Regions from separate parts of the Mus musculus genome. Here region 2 is linked to region 1. A link is a loop called in an ENCODE intact Hi-C map of the cell type or tissue named here. Cell type or tissue: heart. All regions are shown on one strand. Each heading gives the region's core, and the rest is flanking DNA. Links, peaks and the distances in the headings are about the cores only.

Region 1 (12,544 bases), core at 1,528-9,527:
TTTAAGAAGGACCAGTCTCAGGCAGATAAACAAGTGGACAAATTACAAACATCAGTGACTAACAAACCATCGAGTTCTCTTTTCGGTCTCAAAGAGGATGTCCTTCATTGGTAGTTGTTGTCACTCTTATCAATAAAGGTAGGTTCTCGGGGTTAGAATGTACAAGTCCAGTACCATCTGAACCTACAACAACACGTCACAGGTTTTAAGTTAGCAGTTGACATGCAGGCTTTAGAACATGATAGCTCATCTTCAATGTCACCTCTAGCCTTGCCTGCCTGTATTATTGTAAGCAAACCTAAGTTTTATTATCTAAAAGTGGAATGCCAATGGCAGTCCTGCCTGAAAGGACCAGCCTCAGGACTAAATGAGTTAATCCTTAAAGCAGTTCTTGGCATCAATTCTTGTCGACTCTTATTACACCTGGAGCTGTTTAAATGACTGGAACCAATCTCATTTCACAGCAAATGCACTCTGATTCTCGCTCATACATGGTGGAGGCTCATACATATTAAACAACCTTGACATTACAACACACCTTGGCAGCAGAAACAAACACACCAAAAACAAACAGAAAGCCCATCCCCCTCTGCTCTAATAAGAAGCAGTCCACGTTAGCATGCAGAGCTGTCAGAGTAATCTCTTACCGGGACTTATTTTCCCAAGTATGTTTAAGCCTACACTCATTAGAAACGTGGAATACTTCCACTGTCAGCAGATGCTGTTGGGAGACTCTATAGAGTTTCACTTTTGCCTGCCAAGGGGTTCTTAGGACCTGGATCTTATGACTTCTCTAGCAGACCAGTTAAACCCAATATTTGGGTTGTTCTCTAAACTGCTGGGGGCAGGTCTTGGCTCTCTTTCAAATAGTCTGGAATTCCACCCTTTCCAAGACATGCATCTTCTAGCTGGTTAACCCCAACCCATGAAATCTCTGAAATTCGAAAACAGAGAAAGAGTTGTCACAAATGTGCTCTGAAGCTCCCCTAATAAGACCTTAATTCAAGATCTAGCTAAAATGCTCCATGAGAATGGAAGATCCACGGAAAAGGCGGGAAGGCACAAGAAGAGGGGTCCGACATAGCAAGGCAATGGAGATACTAGGTCCCCAGCACAAAGCCAAGGCATGTGTTCAGTAATGGGATGGGAAGAGACTCTGCAGCCCCAAATAGAAGACTAACACAGGCGGGGTTTTTCAGCACCAAGGAGACAGAGGTGGCTGAGTGAGGACCAGGGGCAGGGAAAGGCCCATAGCTCCCTTGGGTCTCTGCAGAAAGAGCTAGGCAAACAGTAGGGGTGTGGGTGGAGAGGAGTGGGAGGGGGCCTCTCTTAAGAAGTCTGGGTCTTGGCTCCCATCAGGAGGGTACACCTGTCAATTATATCTGGGTCTAGGGACTCAGAGTTGCCTGACCATCCATCACCTTCATCAAATGTGCATCCAATCAGTGTCATTTTTCAAACCCTTTCCCAGATCTGGCTAGAAGGGCAGCAATGAAAGCCAGAGGCTCAGACTAAAGCCAGCAGAATCCCAGAGCTCTGTGGCAGGCTCAGCTTATGAAATAAGATACCCAGAAAGAGAAACTGAGGGGATAGTCACAGCCAAGCAAACACACCCTCAGCCTGTGAACTCTGAGCCCAGAGGCCTGAGAGGGTAAAGGGACTTCAGGGAAGGGTGGCCAGATATTCCTGCTCAGTCCATCTACAGGGTCATCATTTGCCCAGTGTAGTACTGCCATGCCCACATTTCCGAGTGCTTCAGTTGTGAACTTCTGCTAAGTGAAGCCTATGTTAGTGTTGCCTGCTGTAAACGATGCAATTTCCGTGTCCCCTGTGGGTCAGATGCTCTGCTGGATCCATGGAATTCACCATCCCCTTCTCCCCTGCCCTTTAAACAGCACAGGAGGACAATGGATGCACGAGGTATCCATAATCTACAGCAATAAGCAGAAGGAAGATGTGCATAATTCCAGAATGAGTTAGCTCATATGCTTTCAATATGAGAGATGTAGAACCTAAAGACATGTGCTCTGGTACATTTCAAGCCAGAAGCACTGGGTTCATTAGCTCAGTGCTACCACTGACCTGCTGTGTGACCCAGGAGAAATTACTTGAGCTCTCTCAGCCTTAATTAACCTGCAAGATAGGATGACGATGTGGACCCCTCATGATGATCATTAGACTTAAACAATACAGTCAGCTTCCAGCAGTTTGAGATCTGGCATGTAGCAGTTGCTCAGTGAGTGGTGGCTATGAGCAGAGTATCTGATGCTTACGTCTTTACAACTCAGTTAAACTTGTTGAAGTGAACTTCCAAAGACACCTCAGACAAGTGACAAGCCCCTACCTAACTTTCTCCCACTCTCGTACCTCACCGTGATTGAAAGCTTCATCTCTCACACAATACAGAGACCTCCCTCTGCAATTATTTAATAGTGATCAATCCCTCAGGGCCAGGAACTGTGCTAAATACCCAGAATACAAATTGATGCAGTCACTGCCCGTTCAGCCCTTTAGAGTAGAGTGGAAGGTTCAGAAAAGTAATTACAGAATGATATAAGGAGGTAACTCTGGGGAAATGCTGCCAGCCCATGAGTATCTGATCAACCTCAGAAGTGTTTGTTAGAGTAGCTTCCTAGATGAAAACAGCACCCAAGGTGAGCCCTGGGGTAAAACTAATGTCACAGTGAGCAGGCAGGCAAACAGTATGTATATATGGGTATAGGTATATGTATGTGTGCATGTACATGTGGATAGATAGATAGACAGACAGGCAGACAATTTTGCATACAAAAATTTTCACTTGTATTCTTTTGAGTCTGGCCCCTCTGACTCACAATTACATCTGTGAGATACACTCATAATATCACATAGCATGACACTCAATGTTTCCTCAAAGCTGTATGGCATTCCACCTTGTGACTAGTCCACGACTTACTCTCTATTATAGATCAGCATATGGTTTTTCCCAATTTGGAATCCTTATAATGACAGCATATGAAGGAGCAGTCTAGAATAAACCTTTAGGTAACACACGTGCCATATTTTTACCTATATAAGGGAACAATTAGTGTGTACATGCATAATTTTAATAAATACTACCAAAAGGCTTATGGAAAGACTGTACCAATTTTCACTCTTATTGACAGCTGTTATTGTTACTCTATAGCTCCCTTACTCTTGTCTATATGTGGTTGGGAGAGTTCTTGGTCATCCTGAACCCAGGCCCGTATTGAATGGAGGACCATCCATACCTCCTGATTACGCCATCTTCCTTTCCCATTTTAACAGTAACGTGATGAACCCAAATGGTTCACTTCACTACAGTCCACTGTGTCACTTTTCCTTTCATGTCTGAGAGTGGGAATTGTGTGCACAGGAAGGCTGAACAAGGCAGGGAGATGGAGATGGAGGGAGAGCATCTTCTGAATGAGGAGCCTTCGGAAGCAAGAGAAGTTTATGTGCTCAGGACTGGACACAACATCCTGGGCTGGCCAGCGTAGAAGGTTTGTATCAGCCAGTGTGGGAACGAACCTAGGAGGGTGAGATGTAGCTGGTCTGCCAGGAACCTTGAAACCAGTCCAACGCCTTTTCTCTTGGCTTGAAGGCAGAGAGACTGTTTTGAAAGGTAACTGTCTCCCTCTCCCTAGAATTCTTCCTTACTATCCCAGCTGCGTTAGTCTGAACCACCTGGATGTGTTCACCACATAGGCGAGTCACTGTCCCTTGGAGAAACTTTCTATCTGTTCATCTGTCTCTGAAAGCAAACACTGGCTGAAGGTTCAGGACCAGCTTTTACAGGCTCCTAAGTAATGATTCTTATATATTCAGAGATTCTGGCAGACAGCAGACATCATGACAGTAGTTCAAATCACCATGATTAGAGTACGCACACAGGAGATTTGCCGAAAGCTACACACCAGGGCTGAGTACCTCTTCTGTAGGATCCATTCTTTAACCATTGCCAGCATAACCCCAGTTATGAGCATCACCCATCTCTTGATGCTTATCACAAAACATGTACCTATGTCAGTGTTTGTTGAGAAAATTCATAGAGAGACTCTCTTGTGTACTGTTTGGAAGCATCACCAATAAAAAGCTGATGGCCTCTTAGCAAAAGGCAGGAAATAGAGGATGGAACTCTTTTGGTATTCTGCACGCTAGAGAGAGGTGGGAGGATTCGCCCAGAACTCTGAGGAAGTCAGATGCATGAAACTGAGAAGAGGTAACGGGCAATGTGGCAGACATAGACTATAATAAATGAGTTACGTACGTTACATGCTAGTGGGGGCTGGGGGGGGGCAGAGCCTAAGCTTAAGGTCATAGCATTATAATTATTAATAAACCTCTGAGTCATTATTCAGGAAATGGAGCACAGGTGGAGAAGCTTGTGTTTATAAAAACTGTATTTTTTTTTTTAACAACTCATTGCACTGTTTTTAAAAGTCCAGGCATGGGCGAGAAGGATTGCTCAGCAGTTCTGCTTTTCCAGAGGACTCAAGTTTAGTTCCGAACACCCATCTCAGGCACTCATAAACAAACAACCTGTAACTTCAGCTCCAGGGGGATCCAATCAATCCCCTCTCTAGACGACACAAGCGCCTTCCCTCGTGCGCTAGCTCCTGTGTGTGTCCACACACCCCTCGACGCACACAACACACCACACACTTAAAAAAGTCTTTAAAGAAGCTAAAAAGCCAGGTTAAAAAATTCCTCTAGTGATAATCATGAGGCCCCTGCTCTCTCCTCTTGCAATACAATCAGTATACCCTGCTCATTACCGTCCATGGTGATTGGCTCCTCATACTTTACAAGTGAATCTACGAAGACTTTCAAGAACAGCATGGAGTTACACGTTACTAAGTGAGAAGCCCAGACCTCCGGAGATATTTATAAGCCATCTGCTGTCCCTAAGAGGTCCGTGAAGCAGCCTTTCCCATGAAAGTCTAGAGTAGAAACAGCCCAGGCATTTCCTAGCGCCAAAAGCACATCTAACTCATAAGGCCCTTGAGCAAAGAGCCTGTGGGCCTGCTGTGTCAGAGTCCTGGGCATGTCCCTCGCTGCACACTCCCCAAACAGGATGGGGAAATGTCAGATGGCTCCAAAGCACATGATTCCCATCACCAGTGTCCCATGGGGGGGATGAGGTTTTCAGTAAAAGAAATGAGCAATGCTTTATTTGCTGCACAGTCCCCAAAGCCAGGACTGGGTGAGAGAATGAATATAAATTAAACAGACGCAACCCCAGCGGCTCAGAGCAGTTAGAGCTATAACGGTAGATCCCTTTGTTTTAGCGTGAGAATAGCACCCAGGGCTTCTTAATGAAAAGAATGAAGGCTGTGATGGGGAACAGAGTGGGAGAGAGACGAGGGCCTGTGTGATTCAAACAAAAATTATTCAACATCAGAATTGTTCTCATTTTATTTTTAGTCACCATAAGCCACTTACTTGGAAATTGCAGAAAAACATTAAGGACGGCATAAGCTACGTTTATAGGTATCTTTATAAATAAGACAGGCACGGGCTTCCAAAAGGGTGAGAACTACTCATCTGTTTTTCATGCTTATCTGTTACAGAGGCAGAAACTGAAAATCCAACAATGAGATCTGGAAGAACCTAGGCGGAGCATACATGTATCACAGTAGTAAATAGCCAGAACTAACAAGCTCTAGCACACAGTAGGTCTGCTAGAAGTAGCTATTGGATAAATGGATGAAGAGGCATGAGTCAGCCTCAGGAAGAGTTGGCCTTCGTGTCCCAAACCCAAGCCCAGAAACCCTCCCACTGGAGAGAAGAATGGGCAATTAGAAAGATGGTGTCTGGAGCCAGACTGCCCCAAACAGCCCCCTGCTTGCCAGCTGGATGGCTCTAAGTGGCTTTTATAACATCCTTGAACTTCGATTTCTTCTTCCATAAGATGGTTGCCCCCTTGGAAGCAGTCAGAACATATGACAAGGTGGGACTACATCCTGTGTCCTGTGTCCTTGCTAAACCCCTTGAAAAATTAATCTAAAGACAAACCTTGGAGAATTGCTTATGCATGGCATTGCATTTTTTTTCTAGTAGCCTATCAACTTCAATAAAAACCAAAGTCTACTGAAAATGTAAATAACCTAAATGCAACAAGACACTCTTTAGGAAAGTGCTTTGTCTGCACTCTAAAGCCCCAACTGCCTACCAGGGTGAGCCAGCCTGGCAGTCAGGAGCGCAGAGTCTACACCTTAACTCCCTCAGCTTAAGCTCTGACTCATCTCTTTGTTTCTTATCAGACGAAATACACATATCTTTCACTCTTCACTTGTGCTGCTTTGACTGTAAATGAGACTTGGAACTTTCAGTAACCCCATAGGGTCATGGCAAGGAATAAACACTGGTGACTTGCTAGAAGTGCAAGCATTAGCCGTCGCCAGCATAATAAACAGCCTCGAGAGGTCGTGTGAGTTTCCGTAAATCCAGCTGCATGCTGGAGAGTGGAATTGTCTTGGGATTGACTGGTCACCCTAACAGACCACATCACAACTAGAGCCAGGGCCACCATCCGAATCCACATGCAGTCCTGACCCCGAGCTGAAGAGATGTACCAATAACTAACAAAGCCAACACTAGTTACTGGAATAAAGTCCTGTGACAAGAGGCTTGAATTATGGAACCTGGGCCACACATCAGAAGTAGAGGCTATTATTTGGAGAACATTTGAGGGTAATCTAGGGGACCAAGTCTTCGAAATCAGTGGAAATGACTTATTACAATCCATTGGCATAAGACGACATCATCCAGATCCAGCCAAACTAAGACGGGCAGGCAAGTGTGGAGGGATCACTCGCATGCTACCCCTGCACACTTGGTACTTCCCCGAAACTTCTCCAGCCAGAGCTCTGGCATAAGCAACAACCCAGTTCAGCCCAGGACAGCTATGGGACTCGTGTCTACTGACGCACCCTGGTGCCCCTCCTCGGTGAGTCATAGCAGTCTCCTTGCAGGCAGATTGAAAACCCACGCGGATTTTTTTTAATAGAGATAGTGTGTAAATGTTCCCCAGCTAACGGAGCCTAAAATCAATAAACTCAGAGAATTTATGGGGCCAGTGTTGTTTGTGGTTAAGAGCCTGGGGTTTGGAGCTGCCTTCCAATCTTGCCTGATCTTCTTGTTTATTTTGAGGCAGATCTTTAACCGAATCATATCTCCGGTTGCCATATCAATAAAATATAACAATTGTATTTTACCACACATGGTGTTTGCAGTATTGAGTGAATTAACATGGGCAAACACTTAGGCAGTACCCAGAAAACAGACAAGTTGGCTTGGCATACCACTTACACTGGTTGGGAAAGGTATCCACACAAATGGGGAAGGGGGAAAAAAGACAGAAAAGAAGTGTCACACTGGACAGAACAAATGGACAGCCATTTGTGTATGCTAATATTTCCACTGTGAAATATACTGTCTCATTTATTTCATTTTCATAGACTATTTTTATTATTTCAAAATTTCATACATTGTATTTTGATCATATTCCCTTGTTTTTCTACCCCTAATTCTCCCAAGACTTTTATATTCTCGCCCCTCCCAACTTCCTGCCCTCTTTGTGTTTTCTTTAATAACCTACCAAGTCCAATTTTATATGGCCCATAGACCTCTAGGTGTGCGGCCATTCCCCAGAGCATGGGCCAACCTAGCAGGGACCACACCCTTTAAAAAATCTAGTTCTCTCTCCCTCTGAAACCATCAACTGTAAATAGCTCCGCAGCTATCTCTGGGAGCGTGTGAGCATTCAGGCTAAAATGTTGAGTGGCTTGGTCTTGTGCGGGTCTTGTGCAAGCAACCAGAGCTACTGTGCATTCATGAATGCAGTGATCCTGTCATGTCTGGGATACAGTTTCCCTCCTGTCCTCCTTAACCTCTGGCTCTTACAATCTTTCCATCCCCTCTTCAGAGATGACCTCTGAGCCAGGGTGGACATGGAGGATACAGACACTCCCTATGAAGCTGAGCACTCTCTACACTCTAATCAGATACGGATGTCTGTTTTAACCACTGTCCACCGCGCACAGAACACCTCTGATAAGGTCTAGTTCAAGTGCTCCCTTTCCTAAAAGCCCCTGAGAACCAGTCCCAAGGCAAAGGCTTTGGAGACAGCCTCCCGGCCTTCATAGTCGTAATGCTGAACTCAGCCACTGAGTCAGTCTCAGTCTAGGTTTCCAAAACAAACCCCATTGAACTGAGTCGCCCTGGAAACACGCACACTGGGTTGCAGTTCCAAAAGACTGTGAATGAAAACACCAGATGGTTAGCTAAAGCTGATTACCCTAACCACAGGAAGGGCACCCACGAGAGTGTTACACAGTGCTGGCCCATTAATACTTACGGGGCTACTCTGACTCCTCCCTTTCCATCCTGAGATTCAGTTCTCAGGCCCTAAAACTGCTGAAGGAGGTCTCAAAATACAAAACCCACTCTCATCCCCCATGATGGGTTAGGCACACTCCACTGGTTCTGGTCTCCAGCCATCTGCCTCATCTCCACCAGAGATCTCAGTCATAACAGAGCACAGGTCTCAATGGTACCCATCTTTAAGGCCAGCCCTGGGAGAGAACACAGGAGGATGAGGGTGGAGGGCTCACTGGCCAGTCAGTCTAGCCCAAAGAGTAAACTGCAGGTTCAGTGAGATAATCTGTCTCAAGAAATAAAATAAGTTGGAGAACAACTGAGGAAAATATCGAACATCAACCTCTGGTATCCTTGGGTACATGTGTGGGCATGCGTACCTGCACAAACATACCTTCATATACATGCATTCGATACACACATACCAAAGTGGTGATGATGATGATGATGATGATGATATAGAACTAAAAATAAATAAATAAAGACTTGGGGTACCCTCCACACATTCCTAATCTGCCACAGTCACTTTGGTGACTAACAAGCAAGTTCTCAGCACCTTATGAGAATACATCTAAAAAGCAGCACAGGCCTTCCAGAAGCCAGGAGAGACAATGCAAAGCATTGGCTGCCATGGTGGCCCCAACTGTTGCTCAAGATAAGGCCACTGGGCACACTCGGGAGAGCAGAGTTTTGCCAGGGTTCCTGGTTCAGATAATACCTTGTCTCCATTTCCCCTGCCACACCCAGCATTAAAGGACATCAGAAAAGTGTACGTCTGTCCTCCTAGAGACGACACAAACCTCACATTTTACTAAACATAACAAGACAGTGGCAGCTGGAGAGCCAAAGAAACCCAAAGCCTGACAACCATGCTGTTTCCTTCTGGCTCTCATCTACCACTTCCTGTCCAGCCAAGGAGCTCTCTTCTGCCCCTAACTGAGACCCCTGCTTTGTGCGGAGGATATTAGCAAAACAAAATTAACCTTACTGAGGACATCTTGACTCTATACGCCTAGCAAGCCAGAAGGCTAAAATCAGTTTAGCTAAACACATGTCTATGATCATTGAGGATGCTAAGTGTCAGCTGAGTACCTAGCAGAGCTATGGATAGCACAGGACCATAGAGGAAACGCAGCAGTTAGGACCTGGCCCTTTGATTTGTTTACCCGTCACTTTGCTTACCCGTCTGTTCCAGAACAGGATTTCTGGTACACCGAATCCCAGTTCTGCCATTTAATATCAGGGAACCTTGGGCAACTCAGCTTCTGTCTGTCCCTTATTCCTAAGTGAGGATGGGGATGTGCCTTCATCACCATTTGCTCCAATGGTTCATTAATGGAAAGGGCTTAGAAAACTGCCCACTGCTGAAATGTTCTCAGAGGACACTTTGTTCCTAGGAGATCCCAACGGTGTCCCTGTCAGTAAAACTGCTTCTCCACCTCAGAAGTATGCTGCCTTCTAGGAAACAAAGGACCTCAGCAGGCACCCGTTAACTTCCTCAATATGTAGATGGGAATGGAGTTCGGGGACACCAGTTCACGGATCTATAACTACACCTTGTTACTAGGAGCCCTGGGAGGAGACCCAAGGCCTGAAGTGCCCCGCGAATCTAATGGATTATAAATCATTCTGTTAATTGGCCCTGAGACATACTTACGTTTCAGTGACTAAAAGAAGGGGGATGGGCACCGTCACAGTAGCATCATGACATGATTTATGAAGACAGTACTTAAAGGCAAAAGCCGCCCACCCCCGCCATACATCATACAAATAGATTAGATTGCATTCATATATCCCCTCTGCTTCATGCATAAAAGCTGAGTATAGCTGACTTCTTTAGATTTCCCCAGCAATCCTATGAGATAGATATTACAGTTAACATAATGATATTGAGGCCAAAAACCAAAGCAGGAAACAGTTAAACAACAGGTCAAGGACGGCACTAACAAAGGTGAAAGTAGGATCTAAACTCCAGCAGAAATCCATACTTCTAACCACTTTGCTATAGTGCCTCGTGAGTGTGACCTAGTTGAGATTTAGAGATTGCTGTAGCTTTAAGCTTCAAGTTTCCTCGCTTGATTTTAACCATAAGTATTTATTACAGTAGCCTCAGAAGATATCACTGGTGCTGAGGGAGCTAGCTGTGTGTGTGTGTGTGTGTGTATGTGTGTGTGTGTGTGTGTGTGTGTGTGTGTGTGTGTGTGTGTGTGTGTGTGTGTGTGTTCCATATTCCTTTGTGGTTTTTGAAGATCTTAAGGGCTCACATACTATGAATTTACATGTCGTTATCTTTGTCGGCATCTTACATGATTGGCTGGTTGTTTTGGATCACTTCAAGATCTTCCTGCCCATACAAGCAGAAACAAGCATCTTTGAGCCTCCCTTAAATTGCTATAAACTCTCTTGTTTCCAAACATTCTCAGAAGTTACCTAGCCAAGCCATGAACTTTGAGTCTTCAGGAATTCTCAAGGCAGCTCTCTAAAATTAAACCCCATGGTCCATGCTCTTCAAGAAGGACAGTAGAAGATTTTCCACTATCATCCAGGAAGAAAGAAATGAAAATGTATGCCAACGTCCTTGGCATCTGACTTCAGAAGATTTACACAGCCCCATTTTCTTTTTCTTTTCTTTTCCTTTTTTCTCTTTTCTTTTCTTTTCATTTCTTTTCTTTTCTCTCTCTTTTTTTTGGCACGAAATTTTAATTTAATTGATTAGTGGTCTAAATTAGACTGAATTATAATTGAATATTTTCTCTTTTTTTGTTTATTTTTCTTTAAGGTTGAGAATTTCACATATATATAATAAAATACAATTTGTATACCCCCATCTCCTTCTTCAAACTCTCCCCAACACAAAGCAGCTAATTTCTAAGCACAGGTTTAAAAACAATGAGTAGTTCTACAAAAGCGTTTCCAATAAAGTTCTTCCTTAGAATGACAGTCAGTAAATCAGTTAACCTTTGGGGGGAAAAGCTAGATTTTTTTTAATTAGATATTTTCTTTATTTACATTTCAAATGTTATCTCCTTTCCTAGTTTCCTTTCAGAAAAATCCCCTATCTCCTCCCCCGGCACCCTGCTCCACAACCCACCTACTCCTGCTCCCTGGCCCTGGCATTCCCCTATATTGGCACAGCCCCATTTGCTCAACATATTAAGTGTTTTGGTATGCAGAGTTCTTTACTCTTAAAGGATGAAGGAAGAGGGCGGGGCTTCTTCTGGTAGAAGAGAAGTTGAGTCAGAAAATGTCAAGTGACTTAGACTCACCAGAGACATAGACTTACGATTGATTTTTTTAGCTTTCTGAGCACATTAGCAGCTCAAGCAGTGGGGTACTTCATAGATCTTTACTTGTGTTTATAATGCCTAGAACTTTTGGTACTGTGTTGGAAAGGAAACACAGGCAGGTGTCTTTGTACTCCAGTGTTGGGAAGAAAGCACCATTTCCATATGCAAAGTGAGCTGTAGACTTTTGTAGCCGCTCTTTATCAAGTAATTGTCCTCTACTCTTTACTTAAGGAGAGATTTCATTGAATGTTCCAATGATTGATTTTTGACTTCTGGCAAATTATTTTGTGAATCATTTAAGAAGGTCATATAATTTTTATATTTAGCCAATATTGTATGCTTGGAATGAACACTCTGAATGTGTTCAATCTCTTTCTACATTCAATTTGCTAATATTGATTGAATTTGCTAATATTGATTGCTAATACCTATATGATTTAAAACATTCCTTTTTGTCCAACATACCTGTAACCTTATAGCTCAAAGACTTTTCTCATATACAACACATAGCTGGATCACATTTTTAAAGCATTCTATTAACCTTTGCCATCTTATAGGTGAAGGCAAATTTCATGTCTTTCAGTTTTACATATTAGTGTATTTAATCCTTCAAATCAAATCGTCAAAATACAATCATTTCATAAGGGAAACTGAGATTCAGAGAACTAAAATCATTTTCAAGGTTAACATCCAGGAAGCAGTGAACCCTTAGCCTAGACTGGCTCCAGAGCCCTTGCTTACATCTAGTCACTTGGCCAGCCCAAGACAGCCAGCAAGCAGGCTTGAGCTAGGCATATGCTGCCCAGATAGGTCCACCTGCTTACTGAGCTCCAGCCCCACTTCAGAGAAAACTGAAGGTCCATTCTCCAGGCTGA
Region 2 (12,544 bases), core at 2,738-10,737, 50 kb before region 1:
CCCATGAAAATTAAACCATGTGGAGGATATGTTTGCCTGAAGAGGCTGCCCTAGATCTCCTACTTAGAAACTTCTGGCTTCTTGATCTAAACTCTTGAATCATTTTGATCTGTAATGAGCTAAAAGGAGTTCTGGAGATTCAGGAAGATCAAAGTTTGCTGGTGAGATGTTATAAGATCCCAGATAGTTTTAAAATTTGTTTAATTATTTGTTAAACTACAAATCTTCCCCAACATGTATAAACTTACAAATTTATGTGTATGTTCACAGGTATATTAAAAAGTAATACAAAAATAATTTTTTCTCTTACTGAATATTTTTGTTGCTATGCATACTCCTTCCTTTCCCCTTCCTACTTCATATCTACAAAAATCTCTGAAGAATAATGTGTTACATGTAATTGCACACCCATATGTTTTACACTTGCCAAAGACCTTCCAACAACAAACCAACAGAGTGGGCATATGTTGTTCCTTCTGTCCTCATCTTAAATGTTTTGTTCATTTAATGAATAAGTGTTAATCTGGTTAAGAGATAGGCATTAACATCTGAGAGTAATATAAAAGACAAGTATTTTTTTAAGCCTAGTTTGTGTAAGGAATAAAATATTTGCCCTAGAGAGAACCCTTAATAATGACTGATGTATATTTCCTTCTTCTGGGTCCCATATTATCCCGCATGCATTCTTTTGAAAATTAATGGTGCCTTTCCTACTGACCTTGTGACCAATGTTTCCCAAGATAGGAAATATTCTTTACTCAGAATCTAGCATGCTGTGCTCCAAATATAGTTGTGGAACCAAAACAAGCACAGATAAACAGATAAAATTTAAATATATAGTATAATTACGATCTCTTCCATTTAACCCAGGAAACAGCTATAGACTGAAGACTACTGAGGAAGGCTTACCAAGTTTGTAGATTACTACTACACATGAATATAAATATGAAAAAGGGGCAGATAGGTGAACATGCACGTGGAAGACCAAATTTATTTGTCCACCCTTTCCTGAGACTTTTATTGAGGTTTCCTCATTCTCTTTTATAGACCATTAGGAGTTTATATACAAACCATATAAGATCCTGCAGCCTCAACCTACATTGAACACAAAGGCTTTCCTTCACACCCCTGGCCTCTACTTTTCCCTAACCCTACAATTTAGATTTAGCATCCAATCTAGTTACTTTTTGCATGAACTTTTCTTCTTTCCCATGCCCTTCTCTCTAAAACAGACCAAGGATAGAATGAGGGCAAAAGAAAATAATGATTTAAACAACATACCAGGAAACCCTTTATGTTATAACAAAGACCTTATCAAGGGTGGCATAAGGATTTGGCTCCCTGGTAGGGTCTTACTTCAGGCAAAATGAGATCTAGGACTTAAAATTCCTTCTTCAGATCTTGCCACATATTCATATTTGAGGTGACCCATCACATGACAGCCTTCTAGCGCAGCCTTGACCAAGCCATTGGCTTCCATCCTACCACTCACCAATGTCCACTTAACTGTTCTGCAGTTATGTACTGATGAAATAACTGTTATGTCTGATTGGATGAAAATGTTTGGCTCTGATGTTGGAAAGGAAAGAATGGAGGGAGGGAGGGAGGGAGGGAGGAAGGAAGGAAGGAAGGAAGGAAGGAAGGAAGGAAGGAAGGAAGGAAGGAAGGAAGCAAGGAAAGACGGAAAGAAAGGAAGAAAGGAAGGAAGGAAAGAAAGGAGGGAAGGAAGGAAGGAGGGAAGAAGAGAATAACTCAATAACAATGGGTCTAACCTGTTGTGCAGAGTTAACAAATGAAGAAACAACCTTTAAAAGTGATGTTACTCTGAATTCATCTATACTTGTAGTAGTGGAATATATTTTAAAATCTAGTTCTGTCAACATCAGCTCAGGGCACATCGGGCATTTTCCCCCCAACACGATAATTTTGAGGTTCTTGAAGAGAATCTACCACTGACCTTCATGGTAGTAAAATTCCTGATTCGGTCAAATTCAAACATGATCTCAATGAAACCGTTGGTAGCACTTTCGTTCCGCCATCCCACGTAGTCATAGCCAGGCCACACGTGGTATTCATGGGTCTGGGTAAAATCATCCAGGCCGGATACTCCATCAGTCAACTGGCCTAGCCCTTCAGTCATGCTGCTCAGGCCATGGGAAGAGGAGAGAAGAGAGAAGCCTGGAGTTACTCACACATCCACAGAAGAACTTTTCAGCCCATTGCTTCACTGCTGGATTTTGAAAGAGCTGATAACTATAGAGGTGGAGGGATTAGGAGAAATCTTTCAAATGCACCTTATCTAGTGGTTTCCTTTTCTGAATTGTGCAGTCCAGGAAGGGATGCAAATGCGTCCAACCAGTATTGGTCACTGATGGGTCAAGGGCTGTGCTCTTCATGTTCTTCATTAGTTCCCCCACTAATGAACTAATTTAGATGCCATTGATAATGGTGAACCATTATACCAAGACACCATATTAATACATATAGGAAAAGACACAAGGGGAAAACGAAGGCTTGTCATACAAACTAATAAAACAGCACTTCAATGGTTTTTCTGCTAATGCAGTAAACACTCGTTATTTTATAACATTTGTTGATGTGAAACTGAGTTCTCCATTGATTCAGGGAAAGAGATCATTAGGGTAATATTAATTTGATTTAGATGCTTGTAATCCCCCAAATGAACATTTCTTCCCTATTTTATTTCCAAGAGTACCATTGTGGCCTTGGCTACTAGTTCATATTTACATCATAGAATCTGGGATTTTAAAGTATGCCCCACTAGAACTCACATCTAATCTTTGTCAGCTACTTGTTTAATCTGCCTGAAGCTCAGCTCCAATCACATCCTTCCGTAACTTTAAAAATCATCAATGAATTACTATATTAAAAGGAAATTACTGTGCTAAAAGGAAAACTGCTCCATCCCCACCCGACTTCTTGATATCCTTCTTACTACTCCTAGCATTCAAGTCTCCACCACCATGAACATTGTTATGCTATAACTTCTCCTGCCAGGAACTGTGAACTAAATGGAATCTTCCTTCCCCAAGTTGTTTATTGTCAGGCATTTGGTCATAGCAATGAAAAAAAGCAACAAATACATAGAATAATCAATCTTCTCACATAGCCATTGACCCAAACTATGAATGCCTTAAGCATGAGACCCATGGCTTCATTTTTCTTAATTACCCACAACACCTAGCCAACTTCTACACACATAACAACTGACTAGCAAAGATCCAATTGGTATCTCATTTCCTGTGTGCTTTAGGTCTAGGCTAGCTAGGGTGTGACTGAGTCAAACATGTGAAGATGATGTAAGAGAGTGGAGAGAAGTGACTGACTAAGCAGATGGAAAGGAAATAAGTAAGGCTAGAAGACTGGATGAATTGAGACTTCACCCAGGGGCTGGCTGATGAAGGAGATAGTTCACTCTCCACCCTTGAGCCAGTAGAAAGGCTGTCTGTCATTCTACAATCTGCTTCCTGAGACTCACTAATATGTTTCTTTTTTGGCCCCTAGAAACTTTATTGTTGGATCGATATTTCACAATATTCTTACAGATAAACACTGAACTAAGAAAGACAAGGATTAGCAATGGACCAGAAGAAGAATGTAATGATTGAATGGATAGGCACATGTCTTTCCCAGCTCTGTACCCCAATGTGTCTGGTGATGTTTTTCTACCACAGCTCTTCATCTGTCCACTTCAGGCCTCTCTGCTGCTCTCACCCGTTTCTGCCATAATTAGACCAATGTTCCTCCATTTCTTCCTCTCCACTCCTCTACCTACTGTTTCCTGCTTTCATTAACATCTAATCCTAAGAGCTTCTCTTATCTATTGCAAGCCTTAATAGCTCCTTCTTTTCACAGCTTCTAAAGTACTATATTTATGGAGTTCATTGTTTCTTAACTTTGTGACCTGACCAATCTTATTTCTTACTTTGTATCTATAGCCAAGTTAGCCTTTAGATTGGAATATACATCCTCATTTCAGGATATATAACTCCCACACTTATAAAAATATCACAAAGTTTAGCTATTCCTTTGTGTAATTTTTCTCCTGTCTACGGTATTACTATTTTGTTTTCCAAAAGTCAACTTCAAAATGGAGATAAACACCATGCAGTTTATATATGTAGATGTAGAAATAACTACATCTAAGTTATTTCCGTGTATCACACATGTGCAGAATACTGGTGGATTGACTGACTCTTTGATTATTGATGGAATATTTGTTATGGCCATTTCCTCTATTCTGGTGGTTATTTAAATCTCCTAGTATTTACCTGTACCCAACAGCTCCATCATAGACAGAATCATTCAGATAAATGATGGAGCCTCCAGGGAGTACAAACTGCTGTCCAGCTGGAGCATTGTAGGATACCAAGCCATCTGCCAAAGGAAACACAGTGGTCAGCGTTTGTGATAAGGAGATGCACCTGCTGCCTAACCAATTAGCCTAGGGAGCTACTTAAGCTTCCAAGGAAGTATGAGCTTGTCCATCATGTCCACTGGGTTTCAATCCGGGTTAACAGTTGAGCACTGTTGGGAAGCTCACCACAACAGCAGTTACCTGAGTAACTCTGAATATGTCATTTCCACCACAGGGCACCAAGCCCTGGGTAGATGGGTGTGGCTCATTCTTCTCTTTTAACCAAAAGGAAATAATCTCATTCCAAAGGGGAGTGATTTCATCCCTTTCTGAGTTGGTGGTTTTTAGTTCTTGGGGCTTGGAAGTTTCTCTATGGTTCAGAAGGTCTCTGTGGTCGAGATTTACCTAGCCAGACACAACCATAAAGCTCAACCCTCATGCACACGTTCATGGAGTGGTCAGTGACTGGGATAAGGCGAACAAATCTGGCGACGATGGGTGGCTCCAAGTCCTTCAGGAATACATCATAAGGGTTACTGTTTCCATCAAGCACCTAGGAGAGATATGAGAAGGAGCAGAGACCTTTAAAATCATGTTCACCTTTCTTCATGAATCATGCATTTGATGGACACTTTGCTCCTTGTTCATGAGCAGAATATAGTCACTCAACTCTCTCAGCAGAGCTAACAGATCCTCTGTGTCAACTCTGAACTGACACCATGCCACATTTACAATGTCATATCGGGCTTGAACATACACAGTTTGAACTATTGACAACTATTGAGTCCTATATTCCCCCAAAGCGTGGCCATTTTCTTCTTACCTGCTTCCCATGCCGGTTACGCCAGGAGATCCAGCGACTGCCATCCCGACTGTAGTTGATCTTGTACATGGGTGCAAATTCAATGCCATGACCCCCTGCATGGCGCCCCTGGGTCCCCACAAGAGTGATAAAGTGTAGGGTTCGCAAGTCAATCTGCAGAAATTCCTTCAGGTCATCGGGTTGCACTGGAATCTCAGGACACCAGGCTCCATCTCCTTCTTCAGAGTCCAGCCTTGAGAAGAAGGGTAGGGAAGAGAGGGAGCAACTGTGAAACAAGAGACACTCACCAGCTCACAGTAGGCAGCTGCCCTGCGCCTGAGGAGAGAGTGAAAACCCAGCATCTAGTCCAGAGGGACTTGGGGGACCTCCCCATGGTGTCTGTCTGTCCTAACCATTTCCATTTGTGGTTCGTTTCCTGTCTCTGAAGCACCACACAGCCCAGGGAGAGTCACCACAATGGAGCTGGGGCCTTCCAAAGCACATGTAGCCTTTTAATCTTGATTTAGAGAACTCTAGGGAAATGAAACCCTTTCCACCCATGCTCCTCTGTGGAATTCTTTCACCCTGCCCACGTCCATTCCTCAGCCACAATCTCACAGAGCAGGCTCCTCCTGGTTTGGGTATCAAGTTATAGGAGGGAGGAAGGAGTAGGGAGGAAAGGTAGGTCTTCAGTGTGGGCTATGCAGTATGGTGGAATGCTAGCCAGCAGAATGGGCATGGCAACCCAGCAAAAGCCATGGGAGCCATGGTGAAGGTGAGGGTGGAAAGCCTGTGAGGGAATGACCAATAACCTGGGTTCATTTACTACTCCAGGCTAGACCGCCACTGAACGGCATTGAGAAATCACTCTAAGGTTTATTTGAAGTACCCTCTGAGTTTTCTCCCTCTTCCCTAGTACACTCCCTTTCCTCGCAGAGCTTACCCACTCATTTCTCATTCCCCCCATAACTCCACACTACTCTCTCCTCTCAAACACTAAGACAGGTATGATGAGGGAGGTTATGGGGGTCGATTGCCTCATGTGTGATTCCATTTTAACAAAATCAATACGAAATTTACATCAAATAATTAGGTTCTAGCAGGAAGAAAAGGGTCCGATCATCAGCGTAGCTTCTGAGTTGGGAGTCTGTTCATTTAGGGACCTTGGGAATTACATACTCCACATAGAATTTGCTCTGTTTATAGATGAGGATGGCCCTTCTGTGTGAGGTTTCCTTGAGGGAAGGAAGAACTTACTGGAAACCTCAGTGTCTGGTTTGACCATAGACACTCTGCCCAGTGGCATTTCAGATACCTCCTGAGACGCAGGCATCACTCACTGCCAGTGTCCTACATAATCTACACCTCTCTGTACCTGCGCCCTTGGCCTTTCTCCTACAACGGCCCACAGTGAGGTCCGGTAAAGCAAATCCACTGCCTATCAATGACCCCATTCACAGTGGGTGGTGTGGTTCTGAGGCCTCTGTGGTTGGGAAGAGGTTTCCAGGCCAGTGACTGCAGCCAAGGCTTCGCCTCTCTCTGAAACATTCCAAGCAGCACAAACCCCTTCACATCTCGCTTCCAGTCTTGCAAGCTCTCACCAGCACTAGCCCTTCCCCCAGCATCTTGAGTTGTGGCTGTGTAGCCATTCCCTCCTCCCCCTGCTCCCCTCCCCCTGGCACTTAGGCCTTCTTGACAAAGCTATCTCACCTCCCATATTTGGCAGCCGTGGATTCTGACCACTGACTTGAGGCTGTGATGTCCTCATCTGGAATGTGGCCTCCTGACATGCCCAGAGGATAGCGGCATATGGCTGGAACGAGGAAACAGAGAGAAAACAGAGAATGTGCTTTCAGTTTTAGTCCAGAGTCCCCAAGAAGGTTGAAACTGGTAACAGAACAGGAAATAGGGGACTTGAAATCTTCCTAGATCCCTCTATGACCCAAGTCCAGCCACACTGATGCTACAGAGCTTTTTCCTAATCCTAATATCCAAATACCTCCAAGATTTAACCAACAGCCAAACTTACATTTTGGCCCAAATTCTGACTAATGTAATATAATTTAATGTGCAAATTTCTTCTTGTATTGAGTAATAACCCCAATAGTCCCAGCCTTAGTTCCTTACTAGCAGATTTACATATTAAATCAATTTCCTAAAAGTAGCATTATCCTTGTAGCCATCAGGTAGCCCTAGATGGGTAGAAGCACTCTGGTTTACTAAGGAGCAGATTGTATGAGACTGTGAAACAGCTCAATCCACTGTCCCGTGTTAGTACTGAGCATGCTGGTCCTGTTAGAAACAGTAGTTTCAGGGATGGGCTTCACTTTCAACAAAGAGAATAAGACAGAGCATATGAAATTCCCTATGGGAAATAATCCAGCTTTCAAACAATGGGCACCAGACAACAATGGACCACCATCTTGGAGAGATGGGAAACAAAGGAGCCAGCAACGCCCCGACAGCGCCCAGTTACAGCAAAGGAGTGAGAGCTCAGGCAAGATTGAGTGGACTTCCAGAGTTACAAAGACAAAACAAGTAACTATAAACACTCGGAAGTCACCATAGTCTACGAGATAAAAGATGAGTAGGAAGATGAAACGAAATGGAATCATTACGACGAAGGAAAAGAAAGAATGGATGTTTCTGGAAAGCCAGAAATTTTTCCAGAAATATAAAACCACAAAATAACAAACAAACAAATAAAAAACCCTAGAGTATTCTTTTAAAAGGAGAACAGACCTAGAGGTATTAGGAGTTTAGATATCAAAATATATCACAAAGCTGTAGTAATTAAAGTAGTCCTATACTTAAAAATGTGACCAATGCAATGGAATGGAGAGCCCAGACATAACCTCACATATATAAGGTCAACCCATCTTCAAAATAGGTACCAAAAAATGCACAGGGGGCGGGGAGCATAGTCTTGTCAATCAAGGTGCTGAAAAAAATTGGATATCCATATTTCCAAGAGAGAAATTGGACCCTCATGTTACACACACACACACACACACACACACACACACACACACACACACACACACGCACACACGCACACACACACACTGACACTGAATGGTACCTCCGGGCCCATCTGCAGGAGGCAGAGAGAGGAGAACTAGGGGCTGCTCAGTCCAGGTCGTGAGCAAATGAACGCAAAGAGAAGCCACCACTACAGCTCCCGCAGGAGGCTGAAGGCCTGAGAGACCCTCATCTCCAAAGCCTGAAGAACCTGAAGTGTGCTCTGAACAACTGACAATGAAAAGCACACCTCACTGAGAGCAAGAGTTAGTCCCATCTTTGCTTTTCCTGTTCCATTTTGGCCCTGAGACTCTTGCCTGATTGCTGCCTACATGTGAAGATCTTTGCGACTGTAACTCTAGCGTATCTGAAAACTAAACCCAGAAGCTGCATGTTGGTGAAGATGCAGTTATCCTGCTGTGGGTTTGGCCTCTGAGGTCCGCTCCCAGATCCCATCCATCCTGGACAGAGAATGACGCTCAAGGGCCCTGCTGACAGCTGCAGCATAGAACATCCACAGTCCCATCCATCACATGTGTCCAGATGTGGGGCTGTAAATGTAACGAGAACCTCTGTCCTCTGGGACACGTGAGGTAAGCCAGACATTGGGAACAGCCAACAAGGTGAGTCATGATAGTATCATAAATAACTTCCCATCGTGGGGCCTGCTGGTCTGTGGGACAATAACCAAGACACTGCCACTGCCACTACAATGCATCTCGGTAGGGTTGTATTTCTAGGAATCCTTTTTCTGTCATGTTGTAATTGGCTCCGTGCAAGAATTTTCCCCTACTTAACAGATATAGAAAAATGAAGTAAACGAGATCAGAAGTGTGCCTGACAGGCAGGCAGAGGGAGTGACGGAGAAAGACCACATAGGACTCTGCTATGCAGTGTCAGAGGACTGCTGAGTTCTTCCCAGAGACTTAAAGATGTAGTCTTGGGAATTCATCCAAGGGAAACCTTGAGTCACGCAGATAACAAATAGAAAAGGATTCCCCATAAATCCGAGAATTGCTTACTTTATTGCAATCTATCCATTCACGTATAGCATTAACAAATGTGCCCATTAGTGAGTGTTCTTGCATTTATACAATCAGTCAGTAGTGAATAAGTCATAAAATGATTTCTCTCCTAGACCTCCATTATGGTCCAAGAGACAAATGGTAGACAACAGGTATTCAGACATCAAAAAGATACAGTTGCTTTCCTATTTGACAGTTGCTATCATGGTCTCAGAGAGTCTGACAAAGTATCAAAAATACTAAAATATGGTGTCAGGATGCAAGTGACAGGTTCTTCTAAGAAATAATTTTCACTGTGAATTTTCTAGCACACTTGTATCTCTTGACCTTCCAGAGCATAGTCATCATATTGGATTCCTGGCCGCTTTCAGCCTTGCTGACTCACAACTCTGATTAGGTGTTCAACATACACTGGACAAACAGCTAAGTAGGAAAAGGTGGAGAGCTAGGTAGATAGGTGGAAATGTCCAGACAGAAGAATGAAAACAATTCACTTCACATGTTAGATCTTGAAGGGCAAGTGCAGTAGAGGCTTTCTAGGTCAGAACCCCCCAAGTGAGTTGTCATCTGTGGGGTTCAGCAAGTATTTGTGAGGCAGCAGCTTGCCCAACTGTCTTTCATCAGGCAGTGACTTAGTTCAACAGTGGGTGTACATTATGTGTAGGAGACAAAGAGAAGCCACAGCATAGACCTTAGCACTGCCGGATAACTAGTCACAAAGATCGACTGAGGAAGAGTTTTGGGTGTTTGGTTAGAAGAGCCTCCAGTGACTATCGACCTAAGGGATGACAAGAATCTTGTTCTGTTCCATGATGTAAACTCACAGTTCAATGTCAGAGTAGGTGCTGAGCCACAAGGGTCACTGTAGATTTCTATTCACTAGAAGGGGATATTTTCTGATGGTTGGCTGAAACAGCTGATAGTGCAAAGCCCTCTACAAGCTCTTTTGTCTTTCCCTGCACATGCATACCGATAATAAAGTTTAACTTAGAAACTAATCATAGTGAGAGATAAACAATGCTTAATAATAAAATGGAACAATTATGATATCCCAAGTAAAAGTTATGTGAATGTAGCTCTCACATGTTTATTAAATGTTTATTTTGTTTATGTGTGCGTGACTGTGTACACACAAATGTATGCAGATGTGTGAACTTGCATGCACTGAGGCCTGAAAGGAGTGTTTAATGCCTCTGGGCTGGAGTTACAGGCAGCTGTGGGATGCTCAGCTTGCTCTATGGGTGCTGGGATCTGAATGCAGGCCTTCATGATGCAAAGCAAGGTCTTCTAATCTCTGAGCCATCTCCCCAGCCTCTCTCCCATCTTATTGAACCACACCCACTTGCCTCCAGAAGGCAAAACGGTGCTTATATACAGAGATAAAGTGCAGTGAATGACAAGCACTGGGTGTGACGGGTGGGGGGGGGGCTCAAGATTTAGTTCTTTCAGTCCCAATCACTACATTTAAGATTTATAAATTAGTCCTGACTTTGTCCATCTAATACTTTCAGACTGTGATTGACTACACAAAGAAACCAAGGGATGCAAAACCCCAGATAAAGAATGACCAACTTTTCAGTCATCCTACAACAATGGGAGTTGGGCTAGTGATCTAGAAACCAGGTCCAAGGACTACAAGGTTGAAGACAGGGAGGTCAGAGACAAGAGCTGATAAAGCAGCAATGTAACATAAAATAAGTAAGCAGAGTTTCTCCATGATTCAGTGTTCCCAGGGGCCTCACAGGAAGGGCAGAGGAAGAGTGCGAGCTGATCTTGGATAGCCTTACCCATCCCGCTGGGTCGTTGGAACCAGAAGAAGCCTTGGCCCAGGGAACCCAACGTGGCGCTTCTCTGCAGCCCCGGTGTGGTTTTCCTATTGAATGTGCCTATTTTGGGTAACTGGTGGAAGGGATCTCAGCTATTTGGGAAGATACAGAACTGCAACATTGGCTCAAATCCTAGACATCAGGACTCCTTTCTTCCAATCCCCCGCGCCCGTTCCCTGGATTACACTCCCCTATTCAGTCCATATCCTGAGATATAAAGAAATATGTACAGAGAGCAGCCTGTCACAGGAAGCAAAAGTCACTGCAGGAAAAAAAAAAATGCTTGCTGAGTTGTCTTGGTGGTTTCCGGATGCTTCCGCTACCCACCAATCTCCTGACAGAGATGCCAACGGACTCTTCCAGTTTCCCAGAGTGGAAAACTACCAGCATCAGCCACAGTAGGCCCAGCTGAGAACTCTGTCCATCCCAAGCTCCAGTAGGGTTGGCAAGCAGACCGAGGAGAAACAGCTGCCACCAGGTCCCAGCTTCCCAAGGCTTACTTCTCATACTCTCGAGCCAAGGCTGTAAGGCTGAAAGCATTGCTTGTTCCAAGATGTTTACCCCCGACAGCCAGCTCCAGCCCATGGCCTGCCTGTCACTGAGTATGCTACATACGGCTTCCAGGAAAACACAGGGCACATGAAAGGTCTAAGCACAGAAGTATGACCCCTGGCTCGCCCCAGGTACACGTTTGATAGAGGGAGATTATCAGGGTCAGATTATCATAAGCCAGTCTAATGATCTAAAGATATATCTATGACTACAAAATTTTAGATCCAGGGAAGAAATTTTAACTCACTGAACCCTAGAGTTCCATACTCGATATCAGAACCTGTAATCCTCAGAAAGGTGAACTGACTCGTTCAGAAACTCACAGACGACCAATGTAACCATGACGGAAATCCAGTGTTCTCAGCCCTGGTCCTTCTCAGGCCACCTCAACCTACTTCTTCCAGTTCCAGAAAGAACAAGCCTAGTCAACGGTGTCACCTGGGCCTTGCTCCCCACACACTGCAGTGCACAAGCAAGACTATTATTAGGTCAGTCATTTTCTTCAGGCTCTGGGTTTGTTACACATGGGTCTATTTCACAAAGACTGCTTTCCCTCATTCGATATCCTCTTAGGAATAGATAGTTTCCAGAAACAAATATTAAAGACAGGAAAGAAAATCTGAATGCATGGGCTTTAGGGTACGGAGTTACAGATTGGATGGCATGCTCTTCCTGGTTACATACATGAACCAGTAGATGGGAAAACAGCAAGCTTTTTGTCCCAACAAAGAGGTAAACCCAAACAAACAAACAAGCAAACAAAAAACAACTGGGTTAGAAATAACACGGGCTGTGAAGTTATAGGAGATACAGCTTGTGGTTCAGCATGTAACAATTCTATATTTCATGAGGCAGAGCTTATGAAACCCCACAGAAGAAGGGGAAGAAGCATTGTAGGAACCAGAGGGCTCCAGGACACAATGAGAACTCAGCCCACAGA

What was found. Hi-C counts contacts between places; a loop is a spot of excess contacts. Peaks named below come from ENCODE experiments on the same cell type or tissue, not always from the same donor. Only the 100,000 strongest peaks of a DNase experiment are listed, where the experiment ranks them.
Region 2: it touches region 1 in a loop (1.8-fold over the local background); 5 of 42 quality-filtered maps call a loop at or near these places.

What each region holds. Positions count from the first base shown.
Region 1 is chr1:170,051,335-170,063,878 of GRCm38, forward strand. The region is part of intron 1 of Ddr2 (discoidin domain receptor family, member 2); the gene reads right to left. Among named protein-coding and RNA genes, the nearest start is that of Ddr2, 31 kb to the right of the region's middle. In heart, for the core only: no CTCF peak of the experiment used is centred there; DNase peaks (open chromatin) are centred at 5,067, 6,497, 6,907, 8,207 and 1 weaker place.
Region 2 is chr1:169,999,872-170,012,415 of GRCm38, forward strand. It overlaps Ddr2 (discoidin domain receptor family, member 2), which reads right to left. Exons shown (of 17, transcript NM_022563.2): 3 at 6,891-6,993; 4 at 5,202-5,433; 5 at 4,784-4,931; 6 at 4,293-4,398; 7 at 1,958-2,141. Among named protein-coding and RNA genes, the nearest start is that of 3110045C21Rik, 37 kb to the left of the region's middle. In heart, for the core only: no CTCF peak of the experiment used is centred there; a DNase peak (open chromatin) is centred at 6,730; H3K4me3 peaks cover 699 bases; H3K27ac peaks cover 2,082 bases.